2 separate regions of the Homo sapiens genome follow, and region 2 is linked to region 1. A link is a loop called in an ENCODE intact Hi-C map of the cell type or tissue named here. Cell type or tissue: heart right ventricle. All regions are shown on one strand. Links, peaks and the distances in the headings refer to the core of each region. The heading gives the core; the rest is flanking DNA. Region 1 has its middle 310 kb from the start of CXCR4. Region 2 has its middle 110 kb from the start of THSD7B.

Evidence for each region. Peaks named below come from ENCODE experiments on the same cell type or tissue, not always from the same donor. Only the 100,000 strongest peaks of a DNase experiment are listed, where the experiment ranks them.
Region 2: it touches region 1 in a loop (3-fold over the local background); 21 of 110 quality-filtered maps call a loop at or near these places.

Annotation. Positions count from the first base shown.
Region 1 is chr2:136,417,622-136,429,009 of GRCh38, forward strand. No RefSeq gene overlaps it. Among named protein-coding and RNA genes, the nearest start is that of CXCR4, 310 kb to the left of the region's middle. In heart right ventricle, for the core only: CTCF peaks have their summits at 5,999 (motif pointing right) and 6,203; a DNase peak (open chromatin) is centred at 6,020; H3K4me3 peaks cover 696 bases; H3K27me3 peaks cover 2,595 bases.
Region 2 is chr2:136,647,798-136,659,185 of GRCh38, forward strand. No RefSeq gene overlaps it. Among named protein-coding and RNA genes, the nearest start is that of THSD7B, 110 kb to the right of the region's middle. In heart right ventricle, for the core only: a CTCF peak has its summit at 6,331; a DNase peak (open chromatin) is centred at 6,243; H3K27ac peaks cover 2,133 bases.

The DNA.
Region 1 (11,388 bases), core at 2,354-10,353:
CTCTGAGGGCTGAATTTCCGATGTACCTGGGGCACAGATGGGTCAGAAATGAATGGAATCAGCAGAGGCGATTGCTATCATTTTTTATTACTGTTCAGTGTTTGATTTCTGCTGTAGCCCTGGCAGATGACAACAGATTGTTGGGTATGAACAAGAGAAGATTATTTTCTATCTGATCATTCTTTGTGTGTATTTGGGGTGACCGAAGGTTTTTAATATTGAAAAGTCAAACAGCCTGGACCATTTCACCCACCATCAGCTTAGCCTATTATTTACAGTCCCATTCCTTTAACTTTCCAGTTCTTGGAAAAAAAAAATCAACTATCGACTGTTTGGACAGATAATGTGGGAAGATGAAAGTGGGAGATAAATACACATCTTCCATTACTCTTAGATCTCTTCTGGAGTCTTCGGTTGACACACAGTCTCCTATTTGTGCCTTATGTGGGTGTCCCATGAGAAAGGTCCATGGATATGGCAAGTATTCTTTAACCATGTCATGCCAAGGATTTGGGCATAGCAAGGGACTAAGTGCCTGGAAGAAATATTTCAGCATCTGGGGAGTTCTTTAAAATACACAGATAATTACTTCGAGATTTCTATAATTTAACTGCAAGTGTTAAAAATATATTTCCGAGGATTGATTGGGTGCTAAGCCAGTGTTTACATCTGGGAGGTAGGTCAGGGACAGGGGGCGGTGACAAGGAAGAAAGGGACATTAAGACTGTGACTGGTCTGGGATTTTACCCCACTTGCCAGCCGACAAGTTAACCTGCCACAGTTTAATGGATGCTGGTGGACTCCTGGGTCAGAGACAAATAACTTTACTATATTCCACATTAGCAGTAACCAGAATATCAACATTTGTATCAGGGCAATGTGGAGAAGGCCAGGTAATGCCTGTGTGTGCAGTGAGTTGTGTTACAGAGGTACCCTGAGTTCAGGGAATCCAAATCTTTTCTAACAGGGAATAAGCATGGCTGGGCTTAACTCCAGAGGCAGATGCCATCTTTATGACGTGGGCAATAAACAACCTTGCTCTTTGCTCTGGAGGGAGGCACAATTTCTGTCTTCCAAGGCTGCTCTCTATACAAACATCCTGGGAAAGATAGTCTCCAGCAAAGGCAGTCAGACACATGGAGAATTGTCTTCCAAGAGGGACTTAGAAATATTTTGGCCATAAAGATGAAATTAACTCCCTCCCCGCCAGCTCCCTTAGGTGAGTTTACCCCTTGGGTCACAGTAGCTTTTTCTCTTTAACTTCCAAGGAAATCCAAGGAGACACATTTCTATCTGAACTCAAGGCACAAGTCAAACCCTTCCTGGGGTCAAAGGCTGAGAAGAATTGTGAAAGCTCTGTCCACTTCATGACCTGTATATCCCTTTTACTTTGCTGCTCATTGCAAGGTAGTTGAACATTCCGACTATTAGAAATGCTAATTTTACATCATCTTTAACCTCGAAGGGACTGCAGGTTGTTGCCTGGGTCAGTCCTTGACTGAGACAGACTTTACATTTTGGGCAACTAAGGTTTGGAAGAATTAAGTGTCGTCTTCAAAGTCATTCAATAAAGACCTAGTGGAACGATGATTCCAAGTGAGGTCCACGGAAATGGAAAATTTCCTGTCATTTTCCTCAAAACCAGAGTTTTGACTAGGGAATCTTTTTAGACAGGATCGACCAAGAAAGGTTGAGGGGAAACTAAGATGAAAGATGGGTGATGGTCCTCAGAATACCTTTCCTTAGCAGTTGTCCAGAAAGCAGTGTGTGAAAGAGATTGCCAGTTGCCTACCCAGTATCCATGCTCTCTTGTTTTTTTAGGATAAGATCCCTGTATATTTGAGTATGGCAATTCTTCCAACTTTTATTTAGTTTTTAATTTTAAAATTTCTAATTTTAAAGATTTTAATTTGTTTTTAATTGAAAAATAAAAATTGCATATATTTATCATGTAGAATGGGTTTTGAAATACGTGTCCATCATGGAATGGCTAAATCAAGCTAATTAACATATGTATTGTCTCACATACTTATCTTTTTGTGGTGAGAACATTTAAAATCTCTTTGAATTTTTCAAGATGCCCTGCTTAAAAAAACAAACATATTTGTTAGCTTTCCTTGAGGTTGGGGTGGTCAATGAGGTGTGAGTGGAAGTCACTTCCAGCAAAATTCCTTCAAGGGGATTCACCTGGCTGGCAGGAGACCCATTCCTTTCCCCGTCTCCCTTCTCCCTGCCTGGAACATGGCTAGGATAACAAGTCCCAGTGACAGTCCTGGGATGGTGAGGAGACCTCATGGATGGAATCTGAGTGGAAGATGGTGGAGCAGAAAGTGAGAAGAAGCCTGGGTCATCGCTAACACCATAGGGCACCACGCCAGCCCTGGACAATGCACTTTTGGATTTCTTCTGTGTGAGCGAAAAATGATGCCTCCTTTTTTTTTTTGCCACTGTATTTTTGGGTAGCAGGTGAATGTTAATTTTTAACAGATAGTGGGTGCTTACTGATACCTAACTGTGATCCCTGAATGTTCATTGTATCCAGTCGAGTTTCTTAGTTGCAAGTAACAGAAAGTTTGGCAACCTTTAGCAAAAAAAGGACTAATGAACTTTTTAAGAAGGTTTACAGGGTCAAATAATGGAAGTGATGGCTGAGGAACTTGGAGCAGGTGGGCACCAGATTGTTCCAGAACATCTTATAGTGGGCTCTGCTCATTGTTCTCTCCAGGGCTCCACAGGAATCAATGGATCCTAATTTCTTGTCTGTCCTTGTGTCACTGTCAAGATTCAACATCTCAGGGAAGCGAGTATTCTATTGGCTGAGCCAAGGTCACAGGACTGCCCTGTATCAAGCTGGCGAGAGGAAGGACAGAGCAGAAGGAGCCTCGTGGAGCCCCTCCAGCTTCCACTCTGGGAGGGCAGGCACGTGGTTTTATTGTCCCACGAAGACTGCACACAGTGAGGGCCAAGGTGATTCCCTACAAGGAAATCAGAGCATGGTTGGGAAGTGACACTACTGAGTGCCTCCCACCATTAAACAGGATTCAGTATAGCAGATTTGGCGCTTTCTGTGATGAGGTGAATTGGTCAGGATAAAAGGCAAAGATTGTTACATGAAGGCTTCAGGGATGAGCAGTTTCTTACAGACCTGATAATAGCAGTGCCTTTGAGGAGGGCAAATGCTTCATGCGAAATAATTCTTTTAATCTTCTCCAGTTGATGTAGATGTAAGTGATATTTCATGGTAAAAATACTAACACATCTATTTCCTCAGTTGCCTCTTTTTCTTCCTTTAACTGGCTGCAGTTTCTAATTCACACTCATGAACCTGTCTTCAACAATTACAGGTCTTCATGGATCTCCCTAAGTAGGGGCAAATAGTCTTGTTCCTCTGTGTTGGGAAACCAGGGCTCCAGAAAGATCAAGGGCTGTCCCCAGGGCCACAGGGTATGAGGGTGGGGTGGGGAGGTAAAAGCGAATTACAGAGTCTGTGGCTAAGGTGGCTGTAGGTCGTCAGTTAAGTGCTGGCTGCTGAGGAGAGCGGGCCTCAGTGTGAAGAGGCTCATGAGTAGAGAAATGAATGTGATTGTCTAGCCTCAGAAAGTCTAGGTTGTCGTGAAATATTAGTGAAATATGTCAAGGAATGCAAAAACTTGGAAACTTAGACTCTTAGGGTCCCCACCAGACCTCAGTTTCTTGTTGCAGCCATGTCTCAAATGCATCACTGGGGATGGGTATTGACAGGAAAGCAAAGGCTGAAGTCTCTACCCTGCTGAAAATGCTCCACTGGCTTCCCAGAGACAGCAGAATAAAACCCAGTCTCCTCATTCTGGCCAATATCTTTTTTATTTTTTTGAGAGGGAGTCTCGCTCTGTTACCCAGGCTGGAGTGCAGTGGCATGATCTTGGTTTACTGCAACCTCTGCCTCTCAGGTTCAAGCGATTCTCCTGCCTCAGCCTCCTATCTGGGATTATAGGCACATGCCACCATGCCCTGCTAATTTTTTGAATTTTTAGTAGAGATGGGGTTTCACCATGTTAGCCAGGATAGTCTCCATCACCTGACCTTGTGATTTGGGAGGCCTTGGCATCCCAAAGTGCTGGGATTACAGGCATGAGCCACGGCACCCGCTCTAATGAGATCTTTCATGACCTGTTGCCTTCCCATGTGCTCTCCTTTTTCCCTCTGACTTCCCTGCTGCTGCAGCCACTTTGGTCTTCTTTCGGTTTCTGCAACCTCTTCGCGTGTGGTGCCAGGGAATGCTCTGCCCCAGAACCGTTGTTTGGCTGACTCCTCCTTGCCATTCTGGTCTCAGTTGAGACGTTGCCTGCCCTAAGCGGGCTCTATTGGCTGGCTTCCATTCTAGGCTCCACCATAGGCAGGCTGTGTCATATTCAGCTAGCCCTTAACTGCTCTGTGCCTCATTTTGCTGAGCTGTAAATGGGAATCAGGTTAGCCTTGTTATCATATGGTTACTGTGTTCTGGCTTGCTTTTGTTATAGCACTAAACACTCTTTGAAATTATTTTGTTTGCTGATTTGTTGTCTGTCTCCTCTAGGCTATTAGCAGGTTGAGTAATTGGAACTACATAGAACCCAAAGTTTATTCATTAGGCAGGCAGTGATGGAGCAAAACCTCACAAATGCATCCTCATACATCATCTGGACCCTGGATTCCCCACCTGAGTTGTGAAGGAGTGGGCTACACCCGTGGTTCTGTGTATCAGAATCACCCTGGGGCCTGTTAAAGCTAAAGGTACCAAATAGAATTACCAGACAATCCAGCAATCCCGCTTCTAGGTATATATTCAAAAGAATTGAAGCAGGACCTCAAAGAGATATTTACACATCCACATTCATAGGAAAAAAAAAAAAAGCTGAGAGGCAGAAATAACCCAAGTGTCCATTGACAGATGAATAAACAAACTGTGGTATGTAACACAGATAACTATTGTTCAACCATAAAAAGGGAGGAAATCCTGTCTCATGCTACAACATGGATAAGCTTTGAGGACATTATGCTAAGTGAAATAAGCCAGTCACATAAAGACAATATCGTATGATTATATGAGGTACCTAGAACAGTCAAATTCATAGAAACAGAAAGTGGAATGGTGGTAACTAGGGGCCTGGAGAAGGTGGAAGGGGAGGAGTTGTTTAAAATACAGAGTTTCAGTTTTGCAGGAAGAAAAGTATTTTCTTGATGATGTGAATATACTTAACGCTACTGAACTGTATGCTTGAAAATAGTTAAGATGGTAAGTATGTTATTTTTAAAAATTACAATAAAGGTAGATTAAGTTAAAAAAATAACGATGCGGCACCTAGATTCTGAGTAAATAGATTGGAGTGAGTGGGGCATTGACATTTTCAAAACCTCCCTGGGAGATCCTGACACTGCTTAAAGTTTAAGAAACTCTTGGCCGGGCGCGGTGGCTCACGCCTGTGATCCCAGCACTTTGGGAGGCCGAGGTGGGCGGATCACTTGAGGTCAGGAGACCGACCACTTTAGGTCAGAGTTCAGCCTGGCCAACATGGTGAAACCCCGTCTCTATTAAAAATACAAAAAGTAGCCGGGCGTGGTGGCTTGTGCCTGTAATCCCAGCTAGTCGGGAGGCTGAGGCAGGAAAATTGCTTGAACCCAGGAAATGGAGGTTGAAATGAGCCAAGATCGCGCCATTGCACTCCAGCCTAGGCGACAAGAGCGAAAACTCCCTCTCAAAGAAAAAGGAAAAAAACTCTTAGTTAACACTAGCGTTAACCCCAAAGTTAAAGGTGAGTCTGGTTTGGATTTGGGGCATTTAAAACTTGCATCACCCCTGACATAAAAAGTCTGAATTATGCGGAGAAAAAATGCTCCCCAAATCCTCCTCACGAGCTAATTTTGCCGAACGAATCCGCTTCTCACCTGCATTCGCGCCTCTCGCCGCCTTTCTTTCAGGCGCACAGAGATAAGGTGGGCAGAGGGCACTGGAGCCAGCCCACCGGCGGTTTTACTCCTGGTGTCCACAAGGTGGCAGGCCAGGCACTTGGATTTGCGCAGCCAAGGGCGTGCGCAGCCCGCGGCCGGAAGCGTCCCGGCAGATCGCAGACGGGGTGTTGAGGGACCCCGCGCTTTTGCTTTCTTATGATTTGGGGGCTGGTACCTGGGCTAGAGCTGAAGCCGGCAGGTCAGTTTCCTGGGAGCAGGGGTGTGTCTGTTCTCAGAGAAGGGTTTAAGCCGACTCCCACGTACGCCCTGGAGGCCATAAGAGCATCTCAGAGGCACGCAGGACCTCCAGCGTGTGCACGAGTGTTCAGGGATAATGTGAACAAGCTGTTCTGTTTTTTTTGTTGTTGTTGTTTGTTTGTTGTTGTTTTTGGAGGGCAATGTTTTGGTGATAGTTTTAAATACTAAAAGGTCAAAGGCAGAATAGATGTTTTGTGTGGTTTGAAAACTCCTCAGTGGAGGGCCGAGGACTCCAGTTAACATGCACTTGCTGTTGGATATTTTATGGGCATTTAAAATATATGGACTTGCTCACCCACTTCAGGCTTTGACCCAGCAAGGGGATGCAGTCCATAACAGTAAATGAGTCAGCGAGTGGCCTGGTGACACGTTAGGATGAAAAGTGGAGGGGGAATTTTTATATGCTTTTAATATGCTGTTTGTTCCTACCTCAAGCTAGGACAGTGGTTTCCTGTAGGTACAAAATGCTTGCACGTGGTTTAGGGCTCCTGAAGACACGAGGAGGCAGCCCAAAGAGCAGAGGCTTGGGGTTAGACGGGCACGGGCTGCACCTCCAGCTCAGCCTCCCACCAGCTGTGGGATTTGAGACTGGTACCTCATCCTGGCTGAACCTGAGTTCACTCCTCTGTGCGATGGGGATGAGAATCCTGGGGTGGGGTGAGGAGTAAAGGAAATGCAGTTCGTCTGTTCCCTCTTTTAGCACACACAACTTCACCACCTGTGTGCCAGGCACAAGAAGGTTCTGAGGATGCTAAGGCAATCAGGCATGGTGATGCCTCCCAGGCAGATATGCTGAGGGGTGTTTTCAGTTCAGCAAGAGAGACAGGGGTCTGCATGGGGTGCCCCGGGCTGGGGACTGGCAGGGGAGGCAGCAGGACGAAGGCAGGCAGAATTAGCGGGTGTGGATGTTCAGGGAAGGAGCGGAGAGAAACATAGATCAAGCCAAGGTAGCAGATTGGAGACCAGGGGGTTTGGAGTGTACACTATTTGCCATCATAAATAGAATTATTTACCATGATTTTAAATAATGGAGAGATTTCTCTTGAAATTCCAGGTCCTCAGCTTCCCTGGAAAAAAATAGACATGGCTACACCGAATCAGTATTTCCACATCAAACAATGGTCTGAAACTATGTAGTGGTTGCCTTTCTACAGTGTATAGACTGCAGTCCCCACCACACCCTATTGCACACCCAACTCTACCTGCTTCCCTTGTTGACTTTTAGTCCTTGCTTCTGTGCGGAGCAGCTGCACACAGTGGGTCCTTAATACCTGTTGTTTCCCTTCACTTCTTGAGGGCCCAGATGGCCTCACAGGTGGCTTAGAAGAATAAAGGAGCCATAGGTGTAGTCAGGATTCCATTTACTGGGTCTTCTCTTTCACTTCAGGGGTCTTTTCACCTTTGCAGTGAACTTCTGGCCACACAGCTAGGTGTTTGGTGAATGTCAGGGAGGCTTGCTGAAGTTACAGTTTGTAGGGCATTTTTTGTCAGCCATGCTTGGCTCACTTGAGAGAACCACATGCAAATCCCTCTCCAAAGCACCATTTCCCCATGAATAATAGAAGACTGTTTTTGGGAGGATGGAGACCCTGTAGTTCTGTAATAATAGCATTTTCATGAAGGAAAATCACAGCCTCACCATGAGCACAGCTGAGAACATGGAACCTATTATTGAGACATTCTGGTTAAAATAAAGCATTATCCCATAAGATGGGTCTGCCTGTGGGAGTCTTTGGAAAACCAGGTGAGAGGGATTTGCAGGTCCTGCTGGAAATGAGTTGGTAAAAAAACATCCTTCCATCCAAGGATGATTAAACTCAATCATGAGGCTGCTAGGAAGCCCTGGTCTCACCTTCCTAGTGGGAGGCAAAAGTGGATAATTCACTGTCACAAAAGAAAGAGAGGAGTGAGAATGGGGTGAGGGTGGTAAAGTAGAAGAGGGAGGGAGGAAAGATTGCTTCATTGTGGAGTCCAGGCTCACTGGAAGTGTCAGGGGGAATAGCTACAATCAAGGGGTCCTTCTATGGGCTTGAGGGTGGTGCCATTTGTAGAGGACAGTGGGTTGATGTGGTTGTGCCATTGAATGTGGACTGTACCCCGAGTCAGAAACCAAGAGATGGGGAGACAGCTGCTGACAGAGGAGGCTGGGACCAAAGGACTTAGAGGGGAGACAAGCGAGCCCTTCATCCTCAGACAACGCGGGAGGCAGGGGCTGCCCCTTGACCCTCCTCTTATTACTTAACTACCCTTTTGTCCCCGTTACATTAAAAGACATTTTTGTTCTGCAATTTACTGAAACTCAGAAGTATAGAGAATAGTGTTTCCTGCATATTAGAATCACTTGGGGATCTTTTAAAAATTCCAAAGCAGAGTCGCTTTCCCAGACCATGTAAATCACTGTCTCTGTGGGTGGAACACAGGTATCAGTGTCTTTGACACTCCCTGGCTGGTTTTGATGCACAGACAAATGTAGGAACCACTGGCATTCCTGCCTGCTCCTATCACTCAGCCTCCCTCATAACCAACATGTGGCCAGTCTCGCTGATCCCACAGCTTTTGTGTCCTAGATCCCTAATTTTGCCACTGCCCACCCTCCTTCCCAGATTCTTCAGAAACAATACTAGGCTTCATGTTATTTCATTCTTACATGCTTCAATATATAAAAACTTTTTAAAAAGTGTAAAACAACATTATCACTCCCCCCTCCACAAAATGAACAGTATTCCTTAGGATCATCTAATATTCTGCCTGTGATGCTCAGTTTAGCTTTTGAGACATTTATTCCTCTACTTTATCTTTGATTTTAATTTGATTCTGAAGGGATAAAGTTTCCCCCTTATTTGGGGGGTAGTGGTGTTGGTGAAAGGGACATACAACTAGCTCACCCCTGATAACCTGCCTCTTTTCCTTAGGGTGACTGGGGGTTCCAGTCTCTTCAGGGACAGTCCCGCCCACATTTGTGAGGACAGTCATTCAGGCACAAGGGGCTCGTACAGTCATTCAGCAATCGTTGATTGGGAGCCTCTATATATTCAGACACTGTGTTAGGTGCCAGGGGATTGAGTCTGTCTTTGTCATCATTCTGTTTAGCACGTTGTAGGGACTCAAGAAGTATTTAGTTCAGTGATAGAAGTATATGTTTTGTTCCCATAAAAGTATATGTTTTTGTTACCATTATGGTCAGCAGCCAATCCATTGCTGATGTATTGAGTCTGGGTATGCAATACCACTTTATAAATCACATATGCACAACACTTCTACATCATACCTCTTTACCTCTGGAACTTCTACATTGTACCTCTTTACCTGAGAATCTATGAACATTTTTTCTATTAAGTAATTTTCACGACAACTTCATATGTGGTTCCCAAATGAGGTGAAACAACATGGCAGAGTTAAATTGTAGTAGCAGGGAGTGGGGGCAGCCTGAATGGTTGAAATGCAAACATGCCGTCTAAGCCTTATTCCAGCCACGAGGCTTCAGCCGCCTCTTTCTATCAAATCCTTTCAAAGGAGTGCTAACATGCAACAGAAATTGATTGGTATGAAGCTGACCTTCTTTTATTTATTTTACCCAGCTTCTAAGTGTAACACTTACAAACAGAGCAATAAAATGTCCAGAAGGCAACCAATGTAACCAAAGGAGAAAGTGGGATCTCACTGACCCACATGTTTTTCTTTTAGACTATTTTTTCTGCTTAACACCCTACTATGTTTATTATTTAACAATTCAAAAAATATGGAAGGAAGAAATGAGGAAATGAAAATCACCCATATGTTACCATTTAGAGATAACGACCATTATCTGCCAGAGATAATTGACTGGGTGTATTTCCTTCTAGTCTTTCTTTTTTCCTATGCCTAAATATGGACTGTGTACTCTGATTTAATTAGAGTTAGTGTTATTTAAATATTCTTAGAACTTTGTGCTTTCATTAGCAATTTTTATTCCGTTTTCTCCTTCTTTTTCTCATTATAATCTTGTAAAGGATGTAAGGAAAATATTATTCTAATTTTACAAATGAGAAATCAAGGCCTGGAAATGTTAAGTGGTTTTTCATCAATGGCCCAGAACTCCTCACTTTTTTTTTTGAGACTGAGTCTCACTCTGTGCCCAGGCTGGAGTGCAGTGGTGCCATCTCAGCTCACCGCAACCTTGGCCTTCTGGGTTCAAGTGATTCTTCCGCCTCAGCCTCCCGAGTGGCTGGGACTACAGGCGTGCGCCACCACGCCTGGCTAACTTTTTTGTATTTTTAGTAGAGACAGGGTTTCGCCATGTTGGCCAGGCTGGTCTTGAACTCCTGACCTCAGGTGATCCACCCGCCTTGGCCTCCCAAAGTGCTGGGATTACAGGCATGAGCTACCGCGCCTGGCCAATTCCTCACTTTTAATCCAAAGGTCTTTTATCTTTTCCACCCCTCTTCCTGCCTCCACATTTAGACTGTTCCAGAAGGTATCTGACTTAAACCTTCTGGAGATGGGAACAGAAATAGCAGTAGGTCCCACTTCCATAAATAATCTTAGGGATTTCCGCACTGACGGTTCATGCCTCTTGTATCCAAGATGAAGCAGATTTAGAGAACACATCTGACTGGACTGTATATTTGCTGGGCAGAAATGAATACAGCCCATTGCAGTGATTGGTGGTTTGGATTCTCTAAACCATTTTTTCAACAATATAACCAGGATTTGACTTGAGTGGAATTGGAGAGGAAAAGGAGTTCAGAACTAATATTTTAGATGGATGGTATGTAAGTCTCAATTCTTTTATTTTTTTTAATATACTATTTTGTAGAGCTATTTTAGGTTCACAGCAAAATTGAGCAGAAGTTAGAGATTTTCCATATACCCCCTGCCCCATACATGCCTCCCCCATTGTCAACATTCCCTACCAGAGTGGCACATATGTTACAACTGATGAACTGACATTGACAAATCATTATCACACAAAGTCAATAATTCACCTTAAGACTCACTCCTGGTGTTGTACATTTTATGAGTTTGGACGAATTTATAATGACAGGTATCCACCATTATGGAATCATACATAAAATTTTTCTGCCCTAAAAATACTCTGTGTTCTGCTTATTCATTCCTGCTTCTCCCTTTAATTCCTGACAACCACTGGTCTTTTCTACTGTCTCCATAGTTTTATCTTTTCCA
Region 2 (11,388 bases), core at 1,588-9,587, 230 kb after region 1:
GGCCTGGACCCCAGACTTGCAGGGACCCTGACATTCTGCTTAGTCCTTGTCCTCTGGTGACATGTGCTGTATGCACTGGGCTGGCATTCTCTTCCAAGCTGTGTGGACAACTGCTTTTTTTCTGCCTCCATGTGATCCACCACAGGAAGATTCCCATTGTTGTGTCTCACCTCATAGATCAGATCCTCATTCATGTGGGCACACGCCTTGTTCAAGTCCAAGTTTATTATTCCTCTTGGATAATGAGATCTGAACTGCTATCTTCTCCCTACTTCCAGGACAGAGGCCCACAGTTGGGTAGCCTCCTTTATTTCATATTCTGCAGATTTTTGAATACCTTCATTTCCCACTGCTTGAAACCAAAGTCCCAGTGTGCCTTTAGTTAACCACCCATTTCCCCTTGATTTTGTGTAATCTGCTCTCCATAGAAGGGGAGTTGGAGAAAGATAGATAAACTAATTTGAGAGAGAGAAAGAGAAAGAGAGAGAGGCTTCATCCAAAATGACGGTGGAATTTTATGCCCTAATGACTTGTTACTGGGAGGATTAGCAAGAGGAAGTACAGATCCTCCTGTCCTCTTTCAAGTCACCTCATATAAAGTGGCTGGCTACTCTATTGCCAACCCAAACTGACCTGATAAAAATCTATTTAGTAAATTAACATTTATAAGTGCCTTGCTCTAGGTTTGCTCCCATATCACAGGATTTTTGCTAATTTTAAATGACATTGCCCCTTCACTGGAGATTAACAAGATACGAAGCAATCCCAATATTTTAATCAGGGAGGGGATGATTCCTGCTGAATAGCAGAAAATGTGGTTCTTCTGGAAATCCATTTTTCGTTTGTTTTCTCATTTGCACCCCTAGTTTAAAGAAAATTGACTTTTTAGAAGAGAGTGATAATTAATCTTTGAAAATACTGCAATTGGTTGGCTTTACTGCTGTTTTGGAATACCAAGCACATACCCCAGTCAAGTGGAGCTCTGCCAGGGGAGGGGTTGGCATGACGGGGAGGAGCAGCAGTGTCATGCAGACACATTGGCGTTAGAGTGCCAGCCCAATTGGTGGGGAGGGGCCGAGAGGCATGAGACCAGCTCTCTACAGCCCTCTTAAGCGGTCCGGGAAAAGCTTGTGCTCCTTTGAGACACTTCACAGTCTTTGCAAATGGAGAAATGGCCTGCTCAATTCAAATGAACTGCAAGGGCAGACTGATGGATAGTACAGAAATGTGTTATAAAAGTTAGATTATAAAGAAATGGATTTCATCTCCAGCAGTATGATACTAGATGGGCAGATAAACCCCTCTAGGTATAGAGCAGATAAAAATGCTGGATAAAATACTTCAATATATATTTGTAAAGCATGGTTGAGCTCACAGTGAAGTAAGGGAAACAATTAAAGTCTAAATGACAAGAATACATTATTCTACAGGGGTAAGTAAGCATTATGGCTGGTGATTGTCCTGAGGGCATGTGCTTCAAGGAAAACGTCACATCTTCAAAGGCACCTACATGCAGACTACACTTCCCCGTGCGTATTAAAAGCTCCGAGCTCTGGTATCCAAGATCCTGGGTTTTCAGACACTGTGAGGATGCACAGTGTGCAGGTGATAAAGCTTGGAGCCTTAACAGGTTGGGAAGTTGGATTAGAAACTCTTGCATGAAGCTACAGTTCTCAAAGGACAACATGTTTGGTAGGTGAACTAGAACATAATCTGCCTTACTGAAGGAGAATTGCCTTCTCTGCCTTGTTTCAGCATGGAGTAAAAATAAAAAGAAAGCAAGCTCCACTAAGAATTCCTATCTCATGTGCCTGCCTTTCAGCTTTAAGGGCAGAATTCATACCAACTGTGTTATTAAAATGAAAAGCAAGACACAAAGCACACAAACTCATCAGACATCATGAGCCTCTGGCTTGACAGTGGCCACAAGAGCTTGGCAGAAACAAAGGCAAACCTCTATGAAAAAACACACTTACGATTCAGGTTCCAAAATTTCTGTAAAAAAGTTTAAAGGAATTAGAACTTTTAGTTAAAAATCACCAAATATACAAGAAAAAAAATCCATCATGAGTAAGCGTCAATAGAAAGAAAAAGCTATAGAGTCAGACCCACAAAGAATGCAAATATTATAATAATCTGATACCAACGTATGTTTTATATATTTAAAGAAAGCTGAGAAGGATGAAAAAGCGTCAAAACATATGACCAGGAAGATTTGGGAAAAAGGAAACAAACAGAATACTTAGAAATTAAAAGAATAAAATTGAAATTAAAAAACCATATTTACAGACTAAACAGCAGATTGGACACAAATGAAGAGAGAATTAATCTTCCAGAAAATAGATCTGAAGCAATTAGCCTGAGTGAAGTTTAGAGAGGCAAAGGGATAGAAGATATGAAAGGGGTTAAGAGACACAGAAGATGATATTTAAAGATTCTGCATCTGTCTAATTGAAGTTCCAAAATGAGAGACTAGAGAGAATGGTGGAGAGGCAATATTCAAAGTAATAGCAGATGAAAAAATTTCCAGAATTGGTAGAAAAACTGTACACCTTGAATCAAACACCAAACCAGGACAGTACAAATAAGAAAATTGCAAGCTAATCTCATTCATGAACGTATATATGAAAGTCCTCACCAAAAAGTTCCAAAATAAATCCAGCAATGTGCAAAGAAGATCATACATCATGACTGGCCCTACACCAGTTTTTTCTCTCCTAGCTCATTTTATCAGCTTGTGTGCATTTAAGTACCATATTTATGCTGATGATTTCTAGGTTAGGGTTATATCACTAACCTAGAATGCTTCTTTGAGTTTGCACTCAAGTTCCAGAAAAAGAGAGTAGAAAGAATGGTGGAGAGGCTGTATTCAAGTACCAGTTACCTAAGTATCACAGACATCCCAGCCAAAATAAGTCTAAAGTAGAGCCCTTCATTTTTCCTCCCAAGTCTATTTTGTTAGCCCTGGTTTTCTTCTGCTTTCACCCCTAAGTCTTTTTCTTGGTTGTTTCAACTTCTTTTCCATTCCTTTTATTTAAACCATTCCTATACGTTCTTCTCATCTTGAGTTCCTGCACCATGAAATTTTTCCTGACTTACCTCTTCCCTCCCCACAAAATCTGGGCTAGTTGGCTCTCCTATTCCTTCCATAGCTTTCTGAAGTTTTCAGCATAGCACTTATCAAGGGGTGTTGCAATGGTTGTGTATTTGCCTGTCTGTCTCACTAGAAGCTTCTTGAGACAGGGACTCTTGTTCATTGAGAGAACATGTGCCATGAGTACAGAGTCTAGCCTTTAGTTGTCAATTGCTCAGTAAGTGTTAGTTGACTAACTGAATAAACAGAGTAGCATAAATGTTTTAGTCAAAGTATGCACAAGGCAATAAGGAACTAAGGAGAGAGATACAGGAATGTCTCCTATCCAATCTGAAGGATGCAGCCCAGGAAATGTTTGAACTGAGTTTGCTAAGGTAAGTATAATCTTTGACCATCTTGAGAGGAAGGACACAAGGGGTATGAAAAAGAACATTTTAGATAAAGAAAACACCATGAGCAAAAACTAGTGGAAAAATGTAAGCAAATTACTTGGAGCTAAGAGTATTTGGAAAGCACAAAAAATGTCTCTGGAGAGGTGAGATTTTCTGGAGCTTTGGTCAAATCGCAAAGTTTGGCAGTCCTTCTTGAAACAGGGGAGCCTCTGAAGGAAGTATAATGGGAAACTTACATGGCCAGATTCATGCTTCAGAAAGATCATTCTAGACATACCTAGGAGAATGACCCAGAGGTATGGAATCAGATACAGGAAAACACATTTTGTAGGGCTTGCAGCCATCTAGTTGATAAATGACAAGGGCTGAGTAATAACAGTGATGGTTATTAGCAAGGAGGGAGCCAATTGTTCTCAGAGTGCTGGGGGAAGGTGCTAGTATCGAACCAAAATATTCTGTAAGAACTGTCATTTGGGGGATTATCCAGCTGTCAGCACTGTCACAGGCCTGGCTGGGGCTAAGCTGATCCTGTTTGTGTATCTCTGGAACCACTGCTGGAGTCGGCGGAGAGATCTCCCCCCTACTTCAGGAACCATCTGGAGAAGGTCAGTCTGATCATTGGGATTCATATTCATTAAAAAGTTTACAAAAGCACAAGTCCTTGCTCAGAAAGGGAGAGATTACATCAACTTTCATCCTGTCTTTCACTCATTGTTTTCTGCTGGTTTTATTACTGTTTTGGCACCAACCTTGATTTTGAAGCTGAAAACAGACAGTGGCTACATGTCAATATTCATTAAATATGAGAAGATAGGTTAATCCTCAGAAATCTAATTTTGATGTTAAAACTGAAACTCATGCAGGCTTTTCTTGCCTTTTGTGGAAACTGGTGACTATTAAAGATAGGTTATGCCTGATAGGTTGATTACACAGCATTCTTTTTATAATATTCCTTTTTCATAATGTTTTAGAAAATACTAATTTATTAAGCAAACATAGTAATCTTCACAGACTGTTATCTAAATATTTAATTTGCATATTGAATCACACATCTGACAGGGCAGGATAAATGTGATTAAATTCATTAATATAGATGTTCCAAGATGAGTGTTTTCCTTGCTGTGATGTTTTTTGATTCAGATTTGAATTAGAGCACACTGGCTTTTCATGCCACACATTACAATCTCCTGTCCTTAATGGCAATGTTGTCAGTATAGCTAAACAGAAACACACTGGCCAAGGAGTGGTGTGTACTTTCCAGCTCTCAGGAGGAGGCCAAGTGAGTGTTGGGGATTTAGACAAATGTTTTCCAGGGGCTTCACCATAGGAGTAGTTTTGCATAGCAGAGTTTTGTGTGTTTTCCTGCACCTAGCTTTCCCAACAAGATGGGTCAGCCCTGGAGGCCTGTTAGGAGACCGGGCCACAAGACGGACTCCAGAGGAAAATAATCCTTTGACTAAATGAGTGTTCGGGAGTCCAGAAGAAGACTAAGACTATTATATTACAGCATGTCACCAGCTATAGAATAAGGTTGACTACAAGAGAAAAATGTATGGGAAACCTTTGCCAAAGGAATGTACTTTACAAATGAAGTTGGTTTTACTGAGAACAGCAAGGCATAGAGGTTAAAGGGATGGACTTTGGATGCAGACTTCCTAGTTCCAAATCTATGCCTCAATTTTCTCCTTTGTAAATGGAAATCTTAATTTTATCTCTTGTGTATGCTTCCCATGAGGGTAAAATAAGTGAATGTATATAGAGTGCTTAGAAATTGCCTGTCATAACATAACCAAGTTTTCTCCTTTGCCCATTGGTGTCTGATCCTCTAGCACAGGGTCTGGCCAATTGTAAGCACTCAGTGTGCCTACATTCAACTCACTGTACACACTCCCTGGACATCTATTAAGTGCCAGACCTGGGCCAGGCACTAGGACAATGATGAATACGACATATGGTCTGCCTCAAGAAAAACAAAGTCTAGTAGAGAAGACAGACATACAAATGGTAGATTCTATTCTGTGTGATGAAGGGAATAACAGGGGCAGATATGGTGACAAATTCCAGAGGTGGTTAGGGGGAGACTGAGTTTGGATTTAGGAGGTTTATGAAGGAAATGGTTTACATGGTTTCTAACTACTAAGTTGGGTTTTGAGGTGTGATTAGGCGTTGGATTATCAGGAGTGTAAGTGATGAGGGAGAGTAAAAGGGTTAAAGAACTCAGGTATAACAGGAACAGAAAACCAAACACCGCATGTTCTCACTCATAAGTGGGAGTTAAACAATGAGAACACATGGACACAGGGAGGGGAATAACACATACCGGGGCCTGTCAGTGTCTGGCGGGGCCACACTGGGGTTGTGACGGGAGGGAGAGCATCAGGACAAATAGCTAATGCATGTGGGGCTTAAAACCTAGGTGAGGGATGATAGAGGCAGCAAACCACCATGGCACACGTATACCTATGTAACAAACCTGCACATGTATCCGGAACTTAAAAAAATTTTTAAAAAATCATTTCACATTCCAAAAAAAAGGACTCAGGTATAGAATAATGAATATGGGATGAAAATATGCCATGTCTTTCATCCCTTTTGTTGTTTCTTTGATTTGGCCATGAAATTTATTGTTTGGAGTCTCCCCAGTTCCTAATCTAAGTTTGGAAAGAATCACATGCCTAATGAAAGCATCAAACTGGAGAATCCCCTCCTATTCTGGGAACTGGCGAGCTGGTGTTCAGCTGTGTGTGTACTGCTGTTTATAGACCACTGGCTTGTCTCCAACAGTCGAGTCTAGACTTGGTCCATTACTTTGCTTCTGAGACAACCTTCTGGCCAAGAAATTGCATATCAAATCCAAACTCTTAGCTATTCAGAGCTTTGTTCTTCTGGAAGAAACAGGATGGAAAATATTTGAGATAACTTAGGATTTCCAAATATAACCACTTCCTTTGCTGGAGGGGGCTAGAGAATGGGAGTAACAATTCTCACAATCACCTTCTTCATTTCTTCTGCCCTTTAGTCACTTGCCTGTCTCTCAACATACTATCATACTGAGAAATTGATTAAAAACACACTTCGATTCCCAATTCATTAAAATTAAATGTGTCACATCTTACAAGTGAAACTACAATTTTCAGACGGAAAATGAAAACATTTTTCCCTCATATTTTGCTATTACTGTCCCCACAGTCTCACAGTTGACAGTCTTTACTTTAAAAGGCCGCTTCACACAGATATGCACAGAATTCATATTGGAAGCACCAGGAACAGAGAGGAAGTGCACATGGATACTTTCAGAGGAGCCAGGCTGTGTGAAGGACCTCTGAGCTGACCATAAGAACCACACTTCTTTTCTGATGGTCTTGCCTGGCTGAAGGATGGATCACTTCCTTAAGCTGAATCTGCATAACCAAAGCATGCTCTTAAATTTTAAATGATGTGTATTGTTTCTAGGCTGGTTGTATTTTTTGTCCCTCCTTCTATCTACTGGCCAAAGGAGAACACAGAACTATCTATTTTCTTCCTTAAATCTCTTCCTGCTCTTAGATCCTCAGTCTTAATGGTACAATTATCTTCCCTAGTGAGAAATCTGGGAGCTAGCACACATTTCTAGTTGTCTTTAATCTCTTGACCTAATTTTCACTGTTATTTCCATCTCCTTAACTTTTTTTTTGTTTGATACCTCTCTCTTTCATATGCCTTTTAGTGAACTGTGTATATAGATGAAGACCCTTAATTGAGAAAGAAAACACAATTTCTACAACATATTTCAAAACATTTCTCATCTGGACTTCTGTAGGACCCTGTAGGATTTCCTGCTTTTGTTCTCATACTTCCATCCCAGATTTGTAACACTGATTGTGCTTTGCACTTTAGTGGCTATAGGGCCAAGTAAAAAATTTCTTAGCATGAAATAGAAGGCCTTTAGTCATCCGGCTCCACCCTTCTTTCTAATGCCTCCTAGTTTCTCTTCATGCCTTTGCTTATGTTCTTCCCACAACTTGATGTCCCTTTCTTCTCTAATATCTTTGTCAAACCCCTTCAACTCATCTATGAATTTTCTTAAATTACATGTCAAGCTATGTCAAAGGCAGGACATAGCTTACTCAAAGTGGGTAACTTGAGGAGAGTTTAATAAAGAGATTATCTCTAAAGAAGTAGGCAGGATGTGGGGAAATCACAAACGGTAGGGTAGTAAGTACCTGAGGCTAAAACAAGGGGCTGTCATCTGCCCCCTCCCTGGGCAAGGGAGCTGTAACCTGAACCCAGAGACACTAACAACACCTCTTTATGCCCACCGCCGCCTTCACCCCCATATTCTTCGCTCCTGTCTTCACTTCCTCCCCCTAGTTTGTTGGTCACTTCCTCAAAGGACACTGACGTCCAGAATCCCAAAGTCTCAAGTCATCCAGCTCCCTTGAAGTACTAAAAAAGACACAAGAGAAACCACTTCAGACGAATAACTCATTTCTCTCCAGTTTCTACACCAGGTCCTAGCTGCACTTCTGCTCTGGTTATGTGAACTGAACCGTTTGTGACCTTGAGTTTCTTCCCCTGTGATCCTTAACACCTAAAACCTAGAGTAGAATCATCCCTTCAGTGGCCTCCTAGCTGTTTCCTTTTTGGGTTATACCACAGTTTCCTACTTGGCCCTCAATAGGCTGAAGGCATTCCAAGAAGAGTTCTCCCTAGCCTAAAATGGATCATCTGCAAACAAATGAAGAGAGGATTCCCTCCTCATTTCAATCATCCAAGGTCCATGTCCAGTGTGTCCTATATGGGGACTTGAGCTGGTCTCCCTGGTGTGCTAGATGCAAATCTGACTCTACGAAGTTTAGATTGTAAAGGGGGAGGCTGAGGGCTTGGAACAAAATTTTGATGAATGGAGAAAAGAGGGTCTTGATAAGAAAAAGCAAAACAAACTTCCTTGTGTAGTTTAATTTGTGGGTGGAGCATCTTCGCATGATTCTGGATGTGAGATTCCCAGTTTTGGTGAGAATTAAAGCTCACTGAGAATGTCACTGAAGTTTCATATACTTTAGACTCTTTTTTTTTTTTTTTTTTTTACAATTTCCATCATTAAAGTCAACAAATATTAATTGGGCCCTTGGTATTCAAAAATCCTTTTCCTATGGACTGTCTTCAGCACACAGAAGGCATATATCAGCAGTGTCTATAGTGATGAAACTCAAGTCTTTTTTCCATGAAATAAGATACTGGTATGGAGGGGGAAGAGTCAATGTGGTTGACCACAGAGGGAGAAAAGGTGCAATAAACCCCTGGTGCAGGTATTCTAACCCTGGGATGTGGGCTGTGAACTTCCTGTTCCTTCCCTATAATAGCTCCTAATATACTTTATTGTAATTGCCTTTTTAATGTCTGTCTCTCTTACTAGATTATATGCCCATGAGGGCAGGGAATTTGTCCTATTCATCATTGTCACCTAGTATTTAGCACAGGCCTAATGAAGAGCAGATACTCAACAATTATTTGTGTGAAAAAAATGGCTTCATGTTGTTTGAAGAACATCTCTGTGCATACAGGAGGCCCTCACTCTATTCAGTAAATGGGGCCAAGTCTAGAGTGTCCTGGCTGTGGCCATGGGAAGGAAGATTCTTTGATTTCTTCTGACTGTCATGGAGGGGTAAGGCATGTAAGTTATTTTCATATACCCATGTAATAAGACCTAGGCACATGTCACCTATTTATTTTGATTTGAAGACTCTTGCAGTCTTAAAATACCACCTCTTACCACTTGTGTTTGCTAGTTATTATCAGCCTCTGTCAGAATAAGACTGTGTGTTATGCAGTAGCGGCACAAAGATTCAGCCTAAGCTATAGACTTCCCTGGACTTGTTAACTCTTAACAGTTTGTTAGATCAGCTGGAATAAAATATGGACCTGGAACACAGAATGGCTAAGTTTTGATAAAAGTTAGGGAAAATGGAGAACTCTTTTATATTGCTCCTCAGTGTAGAGTGAGCGTAAAGGAAGGCAATTCTGTGGGGGCTGAAACCCTTTATTGAGCTGGTCCTCTGACCAAGCTGGAGTGTGCTGTCACAGCAGAGCCGGTCTGGAAAAAAACACCTCAGGTAGGGGTAACTTGAGAGCCAGGAGAAAGAAGGATGAGGGGAGGAGTCTGCAAATATTTCAAATCTTACCAGGTATTCTTCTGGGAAATGTATAAGATGAGGCAAGTTAGAACATGTGGCCCTGCTTCAGACATTAATGGCCCTCAAAACACAGATCAAGCACTTCATAAGCCCAGGAGGGAAATTGATGGCTGAAATGGGTCCAATACAGATCAAAGTGAGTGTGAGGACCTCCTCAATATCTTCAAGACACAGTTTTGGATGATTGTAGGGCATGCATGGGCATGTAAGACACCATCCTTCCCCGCAGGAATCTTACAGTATAGTTTTGAAGACTTTTTAACAAAATATCAAACCAACCACTTCTTTGCCTTGTACATAAAACGTATCAATCTTTGCTCAATCAATAACATAGACCATCTGCTTTCCAGACACTTGTCAGAGAGAATAACCTCAAATTGTCAACTCTCTAACCCCTATCAGAATTCAGTCTGAGAGAAGAGATACTTAGGGAAGATAGCCTGTAAGGAATGGTTTTCAAATTATTATTTTTTGCAACAGGTTTTTTCTTCTAATGATATCTTACCTGGCAAGGCAGAACAGGAAATAGAGAAAAGTGGAGGTGTGCTAATTGAAGGGGGCAAGAGACCCCTAAAGTCCCTCAGCCCCTCTTTGGTCCCTGAAGTACCTGTGTGTGACTCTACTGCCCCTGAAGGGTAGGCTTTGGAAGCCACAGGTCTAAAGGAAATACAAGATCATTACTCCTCCATATGTTCTGCCTTTGTAAGCATTCAGTGGAAAGCTACAACCAGGACTCATTTAGCTTGGAATGTGCAAAATTACCTTCTTGAGTTATGCCCTTAGCTTACCCTGAGGGTGAGAGTAAGATCAGTCTTATGGGATTTTTTTCTCTTTATATATTTTTGAATTGACAGAAAATATTATGAAAAGCATGTGACTTTTGTAATTCAAAAATGTAGAAATGGATGATGTAATAAAGGTAGAAATGGATGATGTAATAAAAGTAGAAATGGATGATGTAATAAAAGCAGAATGTTAGAAAAAATGGGCTTAATCTAAGGTAGAAATATTAGAGACTGAAAGCAGAGAGAAGTTAGGAAGTTGGTGTTGTCAGCCCAGAGTGACACTATAGACACCTAGACCAGAGCGGTGGCAGGTACAAGATGGAAATCATTTAGCATGAGGATAAATGAACAGGGAAATATCAGAGGCAGCATAAGGACAGAAGAACAGAGGGGCCATGGCAAAATGGCAGAGGGTATCTGTGGGGAAATCCTGAGGGATTTGATCAGTGGGGTTTGTATAAAAAGAGGATAATCACTGTCCTTTAGAAGTCAGAATCAGAGGGAGCCGTAGGTGGTAAGAAGACCTTGCTTCCTTGTGTCAGGAGGGACATGGAGGTTAAGGGGATGAGGATGCTTTTACACTTGGAAGTGGTAATCACACTTGCTCACTGGGGATTCTGGTCCTACATATAAGATGCTTCCCTCCAGAACTCCTCCCAAATGAGAGAGCTGCCCACATCCCGGGATCCTCCCTGAATAATGCATTCTGACCTGATTCTAATGATTCAATAAAAATAATAATCATTTACATCTGTATACAGAGTGGATGATACATTTCTCTAAAGGGGTTTCACATTCTCTTGTTTCACTCTTCCAATCATGCTGTGAGGGAAGAAGAGCTGATTGTGCCTTGATTTCCTGAAAAAAGATACAAACAAAAAGTTACATAACACACTTCCTAGGTAGTGGTTGACTTGTGTCTGGGACCTGAGTCTTTTTTTTTT